Regions from separate parts of the Homo sapiens genome. Here all the other regions are linked to region 3. The links are chromatin loops, found by intact Hi-C in ENCODE. Cell type or tissue: OCI-LY7. All regions are shown on one strand.

Region 1 (5,000 bases), 380 kb after region 3:
GGTATTTCTCTATATATTCTCAGACAGTTCCTTTCTTACATTTCTAGAACCTTGTGCTTTAAAATGTTAGAATGTGCTATAGATCTTAGAATGTCTTAGAGATCTTGGAAGGCCTATATATCTTGTTAAAAGATACTTGAATTGGGTGGCCACTTTCCTGATTCCCTGAGGACAAACCCAGTTCACAGCACCCATCACAGAATTAACTGACGTGAACACAGCCCCTCATATTTTCCACTTCTACTGAGAACCATGAAGTTGAACCCAAGTGGGTGCCTGGTGTATCATTTAGGGCCAGTTTCATGAAAGTAAAAAACATATGCCAAGAAAGGGGCTGTGCTGTTCCTGGTTGAAGGAGTAGGATAAGCAAGGGACCTAGTGCTGCAGTCAGGGTAGGCCTTTTGTCTCTTTGTCGGCCTCTGGTTATCTGGTGACTTCCAATGATGTGCTTGCAGGGGAAGGGTGAGCAGGGACTGTTTATGGAAGGTGGCACAGCCCAGGGAGTCTCACACATTTGCATAGATGTACCCCAAGCAGAGGGAACTGTCCACAGTAAATGCTGTGTGAATGCTGTCACTTGGAAAGGAGGGACTTCAAACCAAGTAGCTGCCGTAGGACCATGTTCACGTTCAAAGATGGTTTTAGAACCAGCTGAAAATTTTGCTTTTGGCACCCTCAGTGAGAGCACGTTTAAATAATCTCTCATTAGTTGAAGCCTGAAACCATCAGGAAAAAAGCAGATTTTTGATAAAAATCCAATAATTAAACCTTGACACAGGCTCAGAAATTCCCAGGCCCAAGCCCTCTGTGTTTTATAACATTATTTCACGATGTGAAAGATACCATCTGAATAAATGCCTTCTGCTTCTACACTTTAACTTTTTGTCACTGATAAGTTCATTCAAAAAGCACAACAACTCTCTAAAGGTTGACTCTAATAATAAATGGATCTCTTTTCTCTTATCTCTTCTCCCCGTGTAATTGTGTGCTTCATTCTCGAGCTGTCTTCAACATGAATAACTCTACTTACTTCAGCAAAGGTCCCCAAACATCACTCCAGGAGGCTGGAGAAAGGTCATAAGTACCCTTCATTCCCAGACACTAATTTTTCTTTTCTTTCATATTAAAGAAAAAAAAAATCCCAGCTCGGGATTGTTCAGCCTCCAGATAAGAAGAAAAAAAGTGACTATTCATTACACATATCTAAATTTGGACTATAAATTTAATAATTGTAATGTTGTTTTTATTTTTAAGCTTTTTCTTGTCTGGGTCTAAATCCTAGGAGTGAGTTTGATATTTCAAATCCCTCAATTTCTAAAATCTCTACTGTCTTATTCCAAATCAAGTGTTCAAGTTAATTATATCCCCTAGCTCCCATTAAACAGGAGAAATTCTTCAGAGAGAGTGTTATTTGAATAAAACTTCTTGGAATTGTTTAGTTGGAAGTATTGTCCTGGGCCCCGTGAGAAGAGGCACATGCATGTTAGGAAATGTGGCTGTCCAGAGCTTATGTAATTATTCAGTAATCTGTATACCACATTACCAAAATGCCATATCTGCCTCAAAGGCTAACATGTGAAAGTTTAATCAGCACAGAAAATGGACTTTAAAAATTTCAACATAGATTCTGAGCAAGGTGAAGGGGACTGTGAAGACAGTGAATTCTAGATTCCTTCAACACTCCCATATGGGAAATCGAGTGGGATGGAGAAGACCTCATTTCAAAAGGAACGTTGTACATTTACTCACTGTTAAATATAAGGGCAGTTACTTCTATTCAAACTCAACAAAAGTTAAGTGTTTCTTGCCTTTAATCAATGAAATATATAAAAATAGAGATTTAGAGTTGCAGAACTTCAAGTGACAGAGACCACGGGGCATTGAGTTCAGAAGCCACTTCTGGGCCAGACGTCCCATCCCAGTGTCCCTGGGTGTGACCCCTGCTCTTCTGTGTAAATCCCTCCGGGAAAGATGACCTGACTCCACACTTGGACCCAGCCTGGCCCAGTGTGGGCATCACCTCTGGCCAGGAGAAGACTTAAGTGGTATAAACGGGGTGAGGGGCTCATCATAGAAGCTGTGGGGCAGGCCATGTGCAGTGGCTCACACCTGTAATCCCAGATTACAGGCTCATGAGGGCTGGTTACGTTTTCACTGATCCTGTTTAGACTTTGAGGAGAAAGGCATGCTTCACCAAGCACTACCTTGTGAGCAGCTGGGGGGAAGCCCTGACAAGTCTCACTTCCTTCCAGCAACAACTCTCCCACATTGTTCTCGCCATTGTCTACGCTTCCCCGTTGTTAGTCATTCTGTGAGTCAAGAGCTGGCCTCGGCCAGCTGCAGGCACGCTTGGCTGCCCCGCTGCATGAGGGGCCAATGTCACTCCCTCCCGGGCTCTACGAGGCCAGGTCTGCAGCCAGCAAGCCACAAGGGACCTCCCGAGCCACCTGTTATTGTGACCATGCGTGGCCCAGTTTGTTTTGATTAGAGCGTTCCAAAGAGGAAATAAAGCCTATATTTATATTTTTATTTTAAAAAGGCAGGGCCACTTGGGAGGCCAAGGCTGGTGGATCACCTGAGGTCAGGAGTTTGAGACCAGCCTGGCCATCATGGTGAAACCCCGTCTCTACTAAAAATAAAATAAAAAATTAGCCGGGCATGGTGGTGGGTGCCTGTAATCCCAGCTACTGGGGAGGCTTAAGCAGGAGAATCACTTGAACCCAGAAACTGAGGTTGCAGTGAGCCAAGATCACGCCACTGCACTCCAGCCTGGGTGACAGAACAAAACTCCGTCTCAGAAAAAAAAAAAAAGAGAAAGAAAGAAAGAAAGAAAGAAAGAAAGAAAGAAAGAAAGAAAGAAAGAAAGAAAGAAAGAAAGAAAGAAAAAAGGTAGGGCCACTTGCCCAGTGCCCTCTTGAATATTTGGAATTCACAGACCTCTTCCTCAAACCCATGGAGATTTGCATGAAGAGCACTTTGCCCATAGTAATGTGATCTCCCAGTTAAGGGAGGCAAAATATTGAGTTGGTTGGCAGCTTTTCCCAAGTTCCTCCATCAGCTGGGAGGGAATGATCTAAGAGGAACAGTGGGTAATTCAAATACCTTAGGGTATTCTACATAATGGAAGAGAAGAGAAAAACCAAACAAACTTTTGTGAGCACATGTAACACAGACATTCCAGGGCATTCATGAGTGGTGACGTTATGGGTTGAAGTGTGTCCCCGCCAAAAACATATGCTGGATGGAGTACTATCTCCCAGTACCTCAGAATGTGATCTTATTTGGAGATAAGATCTTTACAGAGGAAATCATTAGGGTAGGACCTAGTCCAATATGACCAGTGTCCTTATAAAAAAGGGAAATTTGGAAACACAGGGAGAACATCCTGTGAAGATGAGGGCAGAGATCTACAAGCCAAGAAATGCCAAAAATTGCAGCAAATCCCCAGGAGCTGGGAAAGAGGCATGGAACCGATTCTTCCTCACAGCCCTTAGAAGAAACCAACCCTGGCAGGGTGTGGTGGCTCATGCCTGTAATCCTAGCACTTTGGGAGGCTGAGGTGGGTGAAGCACTTGAGGTCAGGAGTTCAAGAGCAGCCTGGCCCACATGGTGGAACCCCGTCTCTACTAAAAATACAAAAATTAGTCAGGTGTGGTGGTGCATACCTGTAATCCCAGCTACTTGGGAGGCTGAGGCAGGAGAATCAGTTGAACCCAGGAGAAAGAGGTTGCAGGGAGCCAAAATCATGCCACTGCCCTCCAGCCTGGGCAACTGAGTGACAGAGTGACTTGATGAAGTGAGACTCCGTCAAGAAAGAGAAAGAAGAAGAAGACAGAAAGAAAGAAAGAAAGAAAGAAAGAAAGAAAGAAAGAAAGAAAGAAAGAAAGAAAGGAGAAAGAGAGAAAGAAAAAGAGAGAGAAAGAAAGAAAAGAAAGAGAGAAAGAAAGAAAGGAAGAAAGAAAGGAAAGAAAGAAAGAAAGAGAAAGAAAGAAAGAAAGAAAGAAAAAGAAAGAAAGAAAAAGGGAGAAAGAAGGGAGGGAGGGAGGGAAGAAGTAAGGGAGCGAGGGAGGGAAGAAGTAAGGAAGGAAGGAAGGAAAGAAGAAAGGAAGGAAGGAACCCTGCCGACACCTTCATCCTGGACTTCCAGCCTCCAGAACTGTGGAACAATCAATTTCCAGAGGGATACATTCCAAGAACTCCAGTGGATACCTAAAACTGCAGCTAGTACCACACCCTATAGATACTATGTTTTTCCTGTACATACATATCTATAAAGTTTAGTTTATTAATTACATGCAGTAAGAGATTAACAACAATATCAATAAAATAGAACAATATACTGTAATAAAAGTTATCGTGCACTGTGGCTGTAATTTTTGCAGTTCAAGGGGAGACACGAAAACTAGCTTGAATTTCTTTTTCCATCTTTATCGTTTCACAAATAGAAGATTGGTTCTTACCATAGATCTTAGCAACCTCAGCATACTATTTGTTTCTTTCCTTATTAAGTCAAGAACTTTCACCTTTTCACTTAAAGGAATCACCTTACGGCTTCCCTTTGGCAGATCAGGGCCATTATTAAGTAAAATAAGGGTGACTTGAACACAAGCACTGTGATACTGCCAGGCTATCTGATAACAGAGCCAGCCTCTAAGCGTCTCACAGGCAGGTAGTGCCTACAGCTTGGATTCACAAGACAAAGGGAGGATTCGGTCCCAGGCTGGATGGGGTGAGACAGCAAGATATTTATTTCATCATGCTACTGAGAGTAGCACATGATTTAAAACTTATTGTTTATTTCTGGAATTTCCCTATTAATATTTTCAGACCACAGTTGACCATGGGTAGCTGAAACTGAAGAAAGCAAAGCCATGGATAAGGGGGGTCGACTGTACTTTGTTACTGCAGCCCTAGCAAATGAATAGAGGTGATGTCAGTACATTCAGTCCACATAGATTCCTGGAACAGTCTGCCTCGTTATTTGAGGTTTCTCCCAATCC
Region 2 (5,000 bases), 520 kb after region 3:
AGAGAGACCTTGCTCACCCATCTCAAAACTGCCCCCACTCACCTACCTAGTCAGTACCTGAAATGTAAATATTATTTGGGGCTGGGCATGGTGGCTCACACCTGTAATCCTAGCACTTTGGGAGGTCAAGGTAGGCATATGGCTTGAGCCCAGGAGTTCAAGACCAGCCTGGGCAACATGGAGAAATTCTATCTCCACAAAAAATGCAAAAAAAAAAAAAAAAAAAAAAAAAAAAAAAAGCCAGATGCAGTGGCACGTGTCTATAGTCCTAGCTATTCAGGAGGCTGAGGTAGGAGGATCACCTGAGCCCGGGTAGGTTGAGGCTGCAGTGAGCTGTGATTGTGCCACTGCACTCCAGCCAGGGGGGCAAAGTGAGACCCCATCTCAAACAAACATTATATATATATTTGGATATTATTTGGATGAATCTACAGAGACAATAAGATTTCTTGTCCTGCTATTAATCAGCCCAATAACCAAGCACATAAATTCCCCTTTCCTGAAGGCAACCGAATAAGCGAGTAGTTATCCCTCCAGTCTAATGGTCCGACTCTTCTAGGAAGCTTCGGATGTTATGATTCACTAGGTATGAAGCGCAGCTTGGCAATCTATTAAAGCAGTCATGGTACTGGAGCCAGGTTTGGGAACACCTGAACTACTTTCATGTGTAAGATTCTTTTCAGTTCTACTATTCTAAGAAAATAAGGTAACTATGTTATTCCAGGTAGATTCTGATTTAACAAGAGGAAGATGAAGTCCCAGAATATTCTTAACAAGTATCTTATATGACAGGCAAGTATGAGAAACACTATGTTAGTGGTACTTTTGGTCATTAACACCAAATAATAAAAGGCAATTCATTAGATATTTATGAAAGGATGTCTAAAAAACACAACTGTAATCTTACGGATAAAAAGCCAGTTGGTTCTGGGATCAAATTTTAAGTCATCATTGTTTTTCAGAAAGAAAAACAGAAGCAAGAGTTAAGAGAATAAGGAATGTCAACCTCACCTTGCAATTTCCTGGAATTTTCCTCCCCCGCTTTCCCCTTTAGTATGTAAGTATTTCCTCTGCGCGCGCGCACACACACACACACACACACACACACACAGCCAACTTCACAATGGAGTTTTGAAAAGATTACTGCTCCATATGCCAACAGGCAAGTCAGGGACTCAGTGGAAAGGACACTATTCCAGAGCACAGCCTTCTCCCAGCCAGATCACACCAGCTTCAGCTGTTCCAGCTCTGCAGAGAAAGGGTAATCACTTCTTATCAAACATTGATAACACCTAAAATTCCTTTACAGTTCTGACTTCAGGGTGGAAGTGCAATTCGTATTTGCCCTGAAGACATGAAAAGTGGAATGCGCTTTCATGAGATGAAAGCTTCTGCGGAAATAATTGATTCAGGTGAGCCCTACTCAGGTTAATCTCAAAAGAAAGAAGCAAGAAACCTCATCCAGGAAAGTGGACCCAGCAGCTGCCCATTTTCAAGGGTTGTATACAAAAGCTAAACGACAAGATGTCCAGATGGATGAAAAACCCTATCCTAGCTAGTCTGTGCCAGCAAGACTTAAAAAACAAACGGTGTCTTTTGGGTCTGTTTGATTTAGTACGTAAGTTTAACTAGTTCCATGTTTGAGACCAATCCAGAGAGGGGCTACTTAAAAACTGGCTCAGCCCAAATCATTGTGTGTTCAAGTGACTGACCTGTGAACTCCCTCCTCATTTCCCATATATGGCCAATTCTCCATATATGGATTCATCTACCTGTTTCCCCTAACTTCAAGGCTGCTGCCATGACACAAAGGTCTTGAAAGAATGTGGGAAAGCCCTCAGGCTAAAACTCTGGATCACAATCCATAAAATAGTGAAACCAATTGAGAGGATTGTGGCTAGCATTTCTGTAAATAATAACAAAACAGTCTTACATAAATGGCTAAGCACAGTACTATTTTGTAAAACTCTTCTATCATTGTGTGCATATGTGCACTGAGTCATACTGTAAAATGGATTTCTCACTATGCATCAAGATGGGAAGAAACTGAGAAAGCCACAGAAACAGAAGGAAACATACTACTTCCTACAGGATATGCTTTCTCTCTCTAAGAAGGGCTTAATAACAAAAGCCCAATAAAATGGTGGCACAGTCCCATCCCCGGGTTTCCAGGGAGACCCCAATCCCATCAAGAACACCTACTCCTCACAGGCAACAGAGGCACCCCCTTGTGAAGCTGTTCAGCAGCCTGCACAGAAGATATGACTCTTGCAGTCTGGAATAAAAGGCACCAAATGGGAAATAGTGTGTAGGGATAAAAGGTACCAAATGGGAAATAGTGTGTAGTATCAGTTTTGACAATTTTTGTAACCAAGTAACTTTTGAGCAAGTTACTCATTTCTCATTTGCTTATCAACAGAATGATCATGGAATGCTAAACCTCTACAGGGTGCAATCTTAAGGAAATGTTACTACTTAAACCTTTTACCTGCACAAGACTGCCCCTCTGTCTTTCCTCTCTGATGGGTACGGAAGTTACTGACATGCAAAGTCAGCACAAGGGAACCGTGGCTCAGGCAAACGAGGAAAAATGAATTTAGATTATGTTTACAGCCAAGGAAAGGAGACACGTTGAACAATCCTCTACTGGAAACATTGCTAAAGTGTTTTTAAACTGAAGATTATACCACCACTTAAGATATTTTTTGTCTGCTATTTTACCCAGCATATTACAAAACTGCATCTAGGACTGAAATAGCAGATTGCCTCAAGAGCAAATGACAATATTTGTACCAGAAATGTTGGCAACCAGCAGCACAGATGGGTTTCTGCACAGCAATCTTCAAACTGGGACTCCAAGAATAACTCCACCTACTGCACCAATGTTAAATTGCTGAATCCAAAGTCAGAAGGGCTCATTATTCCATATTTTTCCACCACCTTCTTCCCAAAGGCACGTGTACCTGCCTGACCTCCTCTGCCTGAGAAGGGCTCAGAACAAAGTAAAAAAAAAAAAAAAAAAAGTGGGAGTGGGCAGGGCGGAGCAGGAGACCACAATAAGAAGCAAATACGAACAGATAGTGAAAGATTGATTATCCGTGAAAGGAAGGAAAACAAAAATGACTGGAAAGTCCAGATAAGCCAAACAGCTATTTACATGACTAGTTTTAAACTTCCCCTTCAAATACAAATAAGAAAAAATAAAGATTTATCTTAATTTCATCTCCTCTCCAAGGCTGGGTACCCTTGCTTGAGGAGTCAAATAAAAACTTATTTTTGCTAAAAGACTCAAGGACAGAGAGAGAAGCTGCCATTAACCATGTTGATTACTAGGATGGCCCCAAAGACAGTCCATCTATACCTAAAGCACGGCTCAAGTGCTTGGAGAAAATCTTTGTTGCTTCTTCCACATCTGCTCTTCCTGCCTGCCAACTGAGATGCACTGTTCTCCCTCCATTCCTCTGCATTTCTACCGAATGGTCTGGAAAGCCAAATGAAACGGAAGTCTTCACTTAATGAGACATTAATTATGAAGTCCATCCAACTAAAGTGCTGTCTTCAGTGTTCACAGTAGCCTCTCCCCACCTTTTAAAAGGGCCAGAGGGTTGATGGTGGTAATGGGTCTCTGCCTCTGTGCCACCCTAGGTTGACTTCCAGGGGTAAACTTTAAGGCCTTTCATGTGAAAGAGAGTCAATGCACTAACATTTTCGGGCTAGAACGGCACTTTTCAAATTGCATAACACAGAGTACAGAGCACTACTGCATTATGCTCCATATCCTCACATCTGCTATGGTGCGGGAGGAAGCCCAGGATAGAAAGGATTCAATTCAATTAACAGAACCTTGGGAGTTCAGGCAAGCAGAATCCTACATTTAAATAAATGCCCATTTAACCCTAAAGAAACTGAGTAGAGGAGGATTAGGGAGTGCTCATCTTCCACCTTTCCTCTCCAACAATCAAGGTGTTCCTTGCTCAGGCTCTACTTACAATTCCCTGAACTGCACAGTCAGGAAGTTTGAGTGTATCTGCACAAGACTTCTCTAGCTTCATTACCAAACCTTGAGTCACCTGAATCCGAACAGGCCAACTGATGTTTTAAGTGGAACAAAATTCCCTGCCTACCTTTTCTTTTTCCATTTATTGGGCTAAAAAGGTAGTGAAAATGTGGGCGGTTAAACCCTCCATAACCATCACTAACAGAAGCAAACAAATGTTCACAGAATCCCAAAGTCCAGGAACAAATTATATTTAAGTTTTCACCCTTAAACTGAGTTTAAGATTTTGGGGGGGACATTTACTCCAAGCCAAAAAGTTATCCTAAGAAGACCCCTCACTTACAGGGGCTGGGAAGCACTATGATTATTTTCCTGTTATCCATCTAATCTCAACCCACCCCGGCAGAGGCCCCAGCCTAATGAACAACCCTCAACCAAATCTTCCTGAAAGAATTCAGAATGAGCAACTATGGAGGTCTCCTTGGTAGAATAAAGGGCCTGTCCCTCATAAAGACAACATAAAAAGAGTCAAGGACACAAGTGATTTAAAAGTGTCACTGATTGACCAGGAGTGATGACTCACTCCTGTAATCCCAGCACTTTGGGAGGCCGAGGTGGGCAGATTGCTGGAAGTCAGGAGTTCAAGACCAGCCTGGCCAACATGGTAAAACCCCATCTCTATTAAAAATGCAAAAATTAGCCAGGCATAGTGGTGCATGCCTGTAATCCCGGCTACTTTGGAGGCTGAGGCACAAGAATCACTTGAATCCAGCAGGCAGAGGTTGCAGTGAGCCTGAGATCGAACGACTGCATTCCAGCCTGGGCGACAGAGCGAGACTCTGTCTAAAAAAAAATAAATAAGTAAATAAATGAAAGTGTCACTGATGCCAACTGTCCATAAGACAGTCAAGGCAGACCATCAAGAAATGGCTGCAAGAATATTCTACATTCAAAGACATCTCAAAAGTAACTATCTATTCACATAAACAGTTTAATACAACTC
Region 3 (5,000 bases):
GTGTCTTCTCCAAAACTCTCATGTTGGAACTTCAACCCCAATGTTATGATATTCAAAGGTAGGGCTTTTCGGAGGTGATTAAGTCATGAGTATAGAGACCTCATGAATGAGATTAGCAATCTTACAAAAGTGCTGAAGGGAACTAGCTAGGGTTTTTTTGTTGTTTGTTTGTTTGTTTGTTTGTTTGTTTTTAACCCTTTCACCTTCCACCATGTGAGGACACAGTATTTTTTCCCTCCAGAGGACGCAGTAACAAGGCACCATCTTAGAAGCAGTGACCGAGCCCTCACCAGACACTGAGCCCACTGGCACCTTTATTGGACTTCCAAGGCTCCAAAACTGTGAAAATTACCCAGTCTTAGGTATTTTGTCACAGCAGCATAAACAGACTAAGACGCTTTCCTCACTCATAGGCCAGGTAAGGCTTGGGTGTAATATCTCAGTACACAGTCTCATCCTAGCTAACAGCCAGACTATGACAAGTGGGCAGGAACCAGGCCACACGTCGATAATGATGTGTTATGGTTTTAAGATTATGGTGCTTCTCATCTGACTTTTCTATTTATGATAAGAAATGTAAGACGTTGATAGATGATAATTCAAATTTAAAGTAAAAATGTCTTACTATTGCCCTTTTAAACTTCCAGAACAGTTAAGGGCATTTAGAGATTGCAAACTGAGTTTTTTTTTTTTCTTTTAAAAACTACTTTTTGCAACTAGTTCTCAGAGTGAATCAGAATATTCTCAATAGTATATAATTAGAAATATATATAAATATATACATATATATAAAATGGAAGTTGGGTTTGTCACACATATGCCCAAAATGTTGTATTAATTAATACTTCTTTATTGATCTTATTGATTCATTCTGTAACCGTCATAAATTTGAACTTACAAACTAAATGTCTGTTAACAAAATGCTGCTTTTATTTTTTTTTCATATGCTGGAGTTTTCCATGAGATTTTGTTGGGGAAAAATATATGTAATGCTGAAGAAGTTTGAACACCGTGGAGCAAACCTAAGGATTTAGCTGCACAGGCAAGGGCCTTCCAGCACTGGCCCCGCCTGCCTCTTCAGCCTCAACTCCCCTCTCAGAACCCCTTACACCCTGAGGAGCAAAATCACCAGCTCTCCCTCCATCTGAGCCTTTGTTTAAACATGTTGCATCCTCCTCTGGAATGCACTCCCCCTCCTCACCTCCCATGCACCCCCTTGAACGTCACCCCTAGGAAGCCATCCTGACCTCTCCAGGGATAGGGTCTGTGTTCCCACGTAAATGCTCCTCCAGCACTTCCCACCATTGATGTAAATTTTGCTTGCATGTCTGAGTTCCTAGATGGGAAGGGCAGTCGCTTATTGATATTTATTTACACAGCGGCTATTCATTACCTGGCTCATAATATGTGCTTAATAAATGTGAATTGAATGAACAAATGAATAATTTAAATAACAACCAGGATTTAGTCCTTAATGGATTTGAGCTTCTATATTTCTAAAATGCTCATGGCTGACACTGAATGCATACTAAGTATCAGGAACTGCCCTATTTCTACGAATTTCTTCTTTAATCCTCAAAAACAGTTCTATGAGGTAGGTAGTACAATTATCATGCTAATTTTTCAGATGAGGAAAATGAAGTACAATGAGGTGATATGACTTGAGCAAGTTCCCCAGCTAGTAAAAGGCACAGAGACACTTGACTCTAAGGAGTCCACCATTGTCCTCTACGGGATGCACCGTACTGCTTACACAGAGAAGCCTACATGCAATAGGCCTTCCTTTCCTCTTTCCATTCTATTTACTTGCTTCTTCTTTTTTTTTTTTTTTTTTTTTTTTTTTAGATGGAGTCTCACTCTGTTGCCCAGGCTGGACTGCAGTGGTGTGATCTTGGCTCACTACAGCCTCCGCCTCCCGGATTCAAGCGATTCTCCTGCCTCAGCCTCCTGGGTAGCTGGGACTACAGGCACGCGCCACCATGCCCAGCTAATTTTTGTATTTTTAGTAGAGACCGGTTTTCACCATGTTGGCCAGGATGGTTTCGATCTCCTGATGGGTTTGAAAGTTATGCATGTTAGAATTATGCCTAAGATAAGCATTAACAAGATTCTGAGATGGCATTCTTTGAGTAAAGCATAAACTTTAGAACATGTCTTCTCCTTTAGCAGGACTGGGGCCTTGTTTCTTTTTGCCCTGGTTTTTGTCTACCTAGGTTGGGCTCTGGACACTGAGGGGTCATGGTAGTCCTCAGTCTTCCCTGACTCACCGCTGGGTGGCAGTACACCACACTTCCTTTATTCCTGCTCTTTTATGCGTGCGTGTAGAAGTGGGAGCTCTGCTTTAGGGACCACTCTCCAATTCTCAATCTCCTCTTTTGCTTTTGATGTAAATTATCTCTTACACTTTTAGGTAATAGCAAATATTGTTTGTGTCTGTTTTTATGCACTCGTTTAGAATGACATGGAGCTTTGCCAAAGTCAAACGAAGCACATTTCATTAGACCATTTTCATGGGGAGGTTTTTCTTACACAAAATTATCTACAATTAAAAATGCAGAGAGATTTTCCCCGTGTGGCACAGCTTTTTAAAAGACAGAGTCAAAACCTTTATCGAAAAAGCAATTTATAATGCCAGTAATTTTCTACCTCTGTCCTGCTATTATCAAGGACAGCAGTTTTAAAAGAACTGGCTCTGGTCTCTCTGCTCAGCCTGTCGTGCTCACGTAATGGCTTGTCTGTAACTTCAGCCCATTGCCATGGAAGTCATTATGCCACACGCCCAGAAGGGTGATTTTCTACAGCATCAAAGAGGAAGCAACTGGGTTCAAAATGAAAAACAATCTCTATACATGTGAGAGAAAGAAGCATGATGAGGTGGGAAGGACCCAGAGAACACGATTTTATGTGAAAGAGTGCTATGAATGCAAGTTTTCAAATAGAATATTATCAGAACAAGACAATAATAGTTGAAGTGAATAAAATAATTTTCCTAATGGCCTGTTCCTTCTCTCAAATTTTCTACCATAACACATGGTTAGAAGGTCCCAAATAAATGGCCCTTTACAGCTTCTCTGACATTTCTGGTAGCAAACATTCCAAGTGAATAATTTTATTTCTTTCATAAAATCCTGGAAGGGAATCACAAAGCTGCCTGGCTTTAGATGAGGTCTGGGTCATCTCGTCCATACCTCTGCCTTCAGGAAGGTTCAAACTTACTTTCCTAAGCAGATCAGACTCTACACTGGGAGATACCATGAGCTACTTTTTCTGAGGCCAGGGGCAAAGTTCTCTCAGTGTACTGAGTCAAATATTTTGTTAAGGAAGGAACTTGGGATCTGGAGTCAGGGGATTCCAGTGCAAGCCTGGGCTCCAGGGTTTGCCCACCCTGCAAACGTGGACAAGTCACGTGACATCCTTGTGTTCAGGTTGCCTCATCTTCAAAACCGGAAATAATAACCTACATCACAGGGTTGCTCCAGTGGTCAAGTGAGACAATGGATGTGAAAGGGCTTTGTCAACTGGAAAGTGCTCTTCAAATGTCACTTATTATTATTGTTCTGCTCAGTCCATTCATTTTTCTCTGCATGAGTTGAAGAGTACAGTCCTTTACCATTAATCTGCTCCCATGGAGAAGATGTTGGCTTCTACCTGCGTGCACTGGCACCACCAGCCTCCGCAGCCTGGGAAGGAGGTGTAATCTGAGGAGGAAGGAGGAGTGTGAGACCCATGTGTACAGCAGCAACTTCCTGCCTCCCTCCCAGACAACCTGGATCTGTGCACTTGTGGCAACTCAGTAGGGGTCTAGTGTTAGAATTGTGGGGTGAGGGACAGGAGATCTGGATTCTGTCACTATCTGACCGTATGACTTTGGGTTATTTCTTCACTTATTTAGTAACTCATTCAAAATAAATAGTGATTAGAGACACAGGGTCTTGAGCCAGGCAGTCTGAGTTCAAATCTTGATTTCCCCCAATGACTTGAGAGGTGATCTTAGGATAAATACAAACACAAGCCAGTACTTACTGAGCAATCATGTATGCAGCACTGTTCCAAAGGCATGATAGATATTAACTCAGATGATCTGTGCAACAACCCTATGAAATTATCTCAGTTATTACTCCCATATTACAGATTATGAAACTGAGGCCAAAGTGCTTCAGTAACTTGCCCAGGGTCACTCTGCTAGCAAGTGGCAATCTTGCACACCCATCACAATTATGCTGAACTCCTTAAAGAAATGTGCCAATATATGTGAGTACTCAGAGCGGTGTCTGCTACACGGTAAACACTCCATGTTAGCTATAATTTGTTGTTTATTAAGGACTCATTATGTGTCAGTAACTTTGCTAGGTGCAAGGAAGATGCACGAGCCTCCAGCCCCACCCCTTAAAGATCACAGACATTTTTATTTCTTATGGTTCTGGGGATCAAATCAAAAAGGCAATGTATAAAGATGGAGGTGTGCTTTTGAAGGTGAAAAGAAAATACATTTGGAAAGCAGAGTTATCATGACTTTATTTTATCAGAATATGACATAATGTCCAAGTAATAAGAAAAACTTAATTCAAGAGATGCCTTATAACAACCTTCTGGTTGGAATACACATCACCTGGTGCTGTGGCAAGTGTCTAGAACCTGCTCTGTTGGCCAAAATACCATTTTGATTTGTAGTTCTTAGATTTGTAGTGTCCTATTGACTCCAGCTCTGCTGTCATAACTCTATGCTTGGTTATTTTTCTCCAGAGTAGGACACTTAGTGCAATATGAAATGTCTCTTTTCCAAGACTTCCTGACCATTCACCAAACTATTGGTGAACTCTTTTAATCACCCAATCAACATATATTTGTTGAACACATACTATTTGCAAACCCTATTCTAAGGGCTAAATTTGCTGATGCTTTCCTGAATTTGTATCTATAGTTCTGGATTAATTCTGCTGTAATTTTTGTATTACAAGGATCACAGAACAAATGCAACAGGAATTCATTCTTCCTTGTAT
Region 4 (5,000 bases), 710 kb after region 3:
AATGTATCCCAGATTCATTTCTAAGCTTAATTACTATACTAATTCTTAGAAACACTTTAAAGCTAGTAAATAATACGTCTTGGAAAGATCTAAGTGAGTAAATAATACATCTAGAAAGATTCAGAACAATTTAAACTATTCTACCAATCTGCATAAACTAGCCACTAGTTCATGCTAGTGGGTCACAAAAGGGTAAAAACAATGAGCCCCTTCTCCCAAGTGGCAGGATGGCAGAACACGAATGTCATAGCACAAGTGAGGTTTACAGGCTCTGTGGCTACTTTGCTTGTGCAGTAAGATGTATCATATTCTGCTGTTTGTTTTATGCCATTTTCCATCATACTTAGTCTATGCACTTGATAGGCAATCAAATGTAATTGATTCTATTAATTGCTTTTCAGTCACTAGAATTGCCCATATATGTAACTTCATTTCCCAATGAATATGTCTATAAATCTGTATATTTTATGTCCAAAGTAATCCTTTTCCCTAAAATCAACTCTGAATTAACTTTCAATGCCTCTGTGTAAAAATGCATGTAAGACTTTTTCCAATAAAATCAGGAGGCAGCATAAACATGCCCAATATGGTAATGAGAATAATAATACCACTAACTGCCATCGTTGCATACTAAACCATTTACATTCTTATCTCATTTAATTTTCTCATTGACATCAGAATTATCCAACAAGATCAGTCCGATGTCACAGCAGATGTATGAAACCCTGTAGCAAGGAGTCCAGGAATGGTCAATATTTGAAAATCCAACTAGCCAGGTCAGCAATGGCCCCAGTCTTCTGAGGTTTGCTCTTTGTGAAATAAGCCTGCAGAATAAACCCAGTTGTCCAGCAGTTTCAGCTACCTACTTCAATTTACTTGTGGCTCCACTAGCAAAAGTATTAACGGATTATGAACATCTTTCCAAAGGCGGTGTACTAGCTGAAGTCACAAAAAGAAGGAGAAAATGAGGCTGGATGGGCTCACTGGGGACGTAACTCATCATGAGGCTTCCTGATTTGGGTGATGGATGATGTGTGTGGTACTACACTGGATGTGGTATTTCCCATCTTTTTTCCTAGGTGGATTAAGAGCTTTTTTGTCTCTGCATCTTCCAAGTTGAGACTTTTTTTCTTTCTTTCTGGAACACACATATATATACATATCTCCAGCTGGTCTATCTTAAAAACCAGATCGAACTACAGTATCAAACACAGCCTAAAACAACATTTTAAGAGGCTGAGGCAAGTGGATTGCTTGAGCCCAGGAGTTAGAGACCAGCTGGGCAACATGGGGAAACCCCATCTCCACGAAACATACCAAAAAAAGTTAGCTGGGTATGGTGGCGTGCACTTGCAGTCGTAACTACTTGGGAGGCTGAGGTGGGAGGATTGCTTGCACCCAGGAGGCGGAGGCTGCAGTGAGTTGTGATCATATCACTGCACTCGGGCCTGGGTGACAGAGCAAGATCCTGTCTCGAAAAAAAAAAAAAAGCAATAGATGAACATGCATGCATGTTTATATAATATATAGATAGATGATATTAGTGTAAATGTATAACATTGTGTGAAAAATGTAGCTTTAGTCCCCTTGGAATACACAGATGAGTATGACTTGCTCCCTGCTTCAAGGGGCTGCTGATCCAGCAGGGATCACAGATGTGGAGCAGGTAATAGAACAAGATATGTAATGCAACAGGTGCCTGGGCTGTGGGGGCCCAGAGAGGTTGCACCCAGATGGATGAGTCTCCTAGAGCCCATTACCTCCTTCACAAGGTCTTTAGTGCCCAAAACCGAAGGACAAAGTAAGGGGGAGGGGCACGGAGAGGCCCGCAGCAGCAGAACTTACGGGAGATGGGACGGAAGAGGAAGTGGTTGCGTGCCCTTCAAATTAGATTGTCTAGATACTTGTCTTTCCCCTCTACGTAAGATGACTCATTCTTAGTATATTCATGTTTAAAGTTGCTTTGGATTTTAAGTGCATGGAAGACCAGGATCATGTCACACTAATGTGTATGGCACAGCATATGACATAGAACTATGCTGAAACTGTGCTTAGCACATAATTTTTGGAGATGACAGAGATATGACCAGGCAGAACTGTCCTCAGGTCAATTTCTAAAGTACATCAAAGTACTCTGGTTCCCCCCGCCCATCCTCTTGACTTCTTGTACTCATTCTCTCCTGTCCCTTGGCCTGTCTCTATGTTGCCTTTTAGCTTCTCAGAGCCTCCTTGCTTTGGGTCTCACCCAGGCCTGACACCCTTGCCAAGACCTCTCTATATTAGCCTTTCGTCCCCTCTCCTACCTGCCAAACTTCTCTGTCATCTGTCCACCAGGGGGAGGGCTATATTATTCAACTAACACTAATGTACGAAAACCCACATTGCTAGCTTATTGTACTAACTATCTCAAGAAAATTTAATTTTTAAAAGAGGTGCTTGCAAATTTCAATAAGCAAAGGCTTCGTCTGAGATTATTTTCTTTTTGCATTCCTGGCCCTCTCAAGTTATGCCTTCGGGAAACTGCTTCTCTAAGGGCTAACCCAAGCTGGCCCTTAGATGTATTTGTTATGTTCAAGTGCCCTCTGGAGGCAAAAACAGTCTCCTATTAGATAAAAGACAGGTCTGCCAAACACCCACAAATGATTGGTCCCTGTGCTGTGGGGTCCATTCATTCCTTTCCATCTTTCTTTGTGCAGGTCTAGCACAGCCCTGCCTCCGGGCCTTCAGCTTAGGCACGGAATCTTCTTTGGCCTGGAATAGCCATTCTAAAGACTGTCCCACGATTGGTTCCTTCACATCATCCACTTTAGCTCAGCAGGGCTTTCTCAGGAGTGCACCACATCTAGCCAAGCCAACCTTCCCACTCTGTCATGTCATGCTGTTTCCTTGTCTTCCTGCATGCAGCACTATCTGAAATAATCTTCCATTCATTCAACACATTCCTTGAGTGCCTGATCATATGCCCTGTCTTATGCAGTTGAGATAGATCAAGGTACAAATACAACACGTTCTCTATCCTAGTGGAATTTACAGGCCTTGTGAATTACATGGTTTCCTTTTTCATCATCAGCCTCCCGGCTAGAATGTAAGCTCTGGGAGAGCAGGGACCTCTGTCAGCCTTGTTCACTACTTTATCCCAAGAGCCTAGAACTGTGACTGGTACATCCTTCATGGTCAATCAATATTTGTGGAATGAATAAACAAATGTTTATATTAGCCAGGCACAATGGCTGTAGCAAGAGGATACCTTGATGCCAGGAGTTCAACACCAGCCTGAGCAACATAGCAAGACTCCCATCTCTAAAAAAAATTGATTTTTAAGTTTATATTTTCTATCAGGATACACAACTAACATTTTAAACTTCTTTTGCCGTGACAAAGTTAATTCATTCCATTATCACAACTATAAAAAATGAGGCAAATTATATACATCATTATTATTCAAATGATCAGTAACAACAATAGTTAGCATTTGTTGACCACTTACTAAGTACTAGAGGCTATAAGTGCTTTATATGTATTGTCTCATCTTCACAAATTTTTCTGAGGCAAGTAACACCATTCTCCCTTTTTTTTTTTTTTTTTTTTAAGACGGAGTCTGACTCTTTTGCCCAGGTTGGAGGGCAGTGGCACAATCTCGGCTCACTGCAACCTCGACCTCCTGGGTTCAAGCGATTCTTCTGCCTCAGCCTCCAGAGTAGCTGGTACTATAGGTGTGCGCCACCACACCCGGCTAATTTTTTTTTGTATTTTTAGTAGAGACGGGGGTTTCACCATATTGGCCAGGCTGGTCTCGTACTCCTGACCTCAAGAGATCCACCTGCCTCAGCCTCCCAAAGTGCTGGGATTACAGGTGTGAGCCATTGCATCCGGCCCATTCTTCTCTTTTTAAGATGAGAAATTTGAGGCTTACAGGAGCTTCTTACCATCGCAAAGTCATCAGGTGGGAGAGCCAGCTTTTGGGGACTGGTCAGTCGACCCAGAGTCCATGCTGTCAACCTCCACCACACAGCCACGTTCACATCATGATGTCTGCATCACTCAGCAGCTCCCTCTACCATCTTCTAAAGAAACTCTACACTCTCTTAGCAGGGCCTGTGAGACCCCACGAGATCAGCCCCACCTCCTTTGCTAGTCTCCTTCCTGTTACTTCTCCTCCTACCCTGACCAGAGCCCCTGTAGCTCCCGGACACGGGACATGGTCATGGCTTCCCCACCTCCTTGCAATCTTATGGTGTGTTCCCTCCTTCTGCCCTGCCTAACTCCTCCTCCTGCTTCAAGGCTCAGCTCTTGCCCCCTCCAGACCCTTTCCTGGTGCTCTGGGTGCCCATGCACTGCTGCTCCCAGCTCCTTGTGCCTGGCTCTGTGATTCTTAGTGAATGGAATGAGGTGTGGCTTTTCATCTCCAAATTTCCAGTGCTTAATTGGAACAGAGAGGTTGGCAAAATACTTTGAATGATGGTGCATTTGGGAGTTGGCCATGTTTTACAACTTTAGGCACAGTGACGAAAAGAATACTATTGTAAATAAGAGGGTTAGGGCTGGGCACAGTGGCTCATACCTGTAATCTCAGCACTTTGGGAGGCTGAGATGGGAGGATCATTTGAGGCCAGGAGTTCGAGACCGGCCTGGTCAACAAAATGAGGACCCCCCCCCCTTCTCTACAAACAAACACACCAACAAAATAATTTAAAAATTGGCCAGGTGTGGTGGCACATGCCTATAGTTTCAGCTACTTAGGAGGCTGAGGCAGGAGGATCATTTGAACCTGAGAGCTCGAGGCTGCAGTGAGCTATGATCAAGCCACTGCACTCCAGCCTGGGCAAGAGAGCGAGACCTTGTCTCTAGAAATAAATTAATTAATAAAATAAAATAAGAAGGTTAGAATGTGGCCCATGGAAGTCCTCAAAGGTGCAATCACATGAAGCTGAGAAGCAGCGGCATGGAGCAGGGAGTACTTAGAGCGTCACCTGGCAGAACCTGATCTTTCCTCTTATTCC

The links. Peaks named below come from ENCODE experiments on the same cell type or tissue, not always from the same donor. Only the 100,000 strongest peaks of a DNase experiment are listed, where the experiment ranks them.
Region 1: a loop joins it to region 3, with 5 times the contacts of the local background. A loop is called at or near these places in 11 of 110 quality-filtered maps.
Region 2: a loop joins it to region 3, with 3 times the contacts of the local background. A loop is called at or near these places in 6 of 110 quality-filtered maps.
Region 4: a loop joins it to region 3, with 7 times the contacts of the local background. A loop is called at or near these places in 12 of 110 quality-filtered maps.

What each region holds. Positions count from the first base shown.
Region 1 is chr13:40,443,408-40,448,407 of GRCh38, forward strand. All of the region lies in intron 6 of LINC00598 (long intergenic non-protein coding RNA 598), which reads right to left. Among named protein-coding and RNA genes, the nearest start is that of LINC00598, 35 kb to the right of the region's middle. RefSeq lists enhancers at 2,144-2,443, 2,253-2,858. In OCI-LY7, no CTCF peak of the experiment used is centred here; a DNase peak (open chromatin) is centred at 2,324; H3K27ac peaks cover 3,085 bases.
Region 2 is chr13:40,584,263-40,589,262 of GRCh38, forward strand. All of the region lies in intron 1 of FOXO1 (forkhead box O1), which reads right to left. Among named protein-coding and RNA genes, the nearest start is that of FOXO1, 80 kb to the right of the region's middle. In OCI-LY7, CTCF peaks have their summits at 2,864 and 3,082; a DNase peak (open chromatin) is centred at 2,805; H3K4me3 peaks cover 3,002 bases; H3K27ac peaks cover 3,173 bases.
Region 3 is chr13:40,067,109-40,072,108 of GRCh38, forward strand. LOC107984569 (a long non-coding RNA gene) reads right to left here. Exons shown (of 3, transcript XR_001749970.1): 3 at 3,577-3,698. Among named protein-coding and RNA genes, the nearest start is that of LINC00332, 110 kb to the right of the region's middle. In OCI-LY7, CTCF peaks have their summits at 2,284 (motif pointing right) and 2,495; DNase peaks (open chromatin) are centred at 2,283 and 3,433.
Region 4 is chr13:40,775,052-40,780,051 of GRCh38, forward strand. No RefSeq gene overlaps it. Among named protein-coding and RNA genes, the nearest start is that of MRPS31, 6.4 kb to the left of the region's middle. RefSeq lists an enhancer at 2,196-2,245. In OCI-LY7, CTCF peaks have their summits at 2,478, 2,696 and 4,062; DNase peaks (open chromatin) are centred at 1,860, 2,330 and 2,590; H3K4me3 peaks cover 1,111 bases; H3K27ac peaks cover 1,810 bases.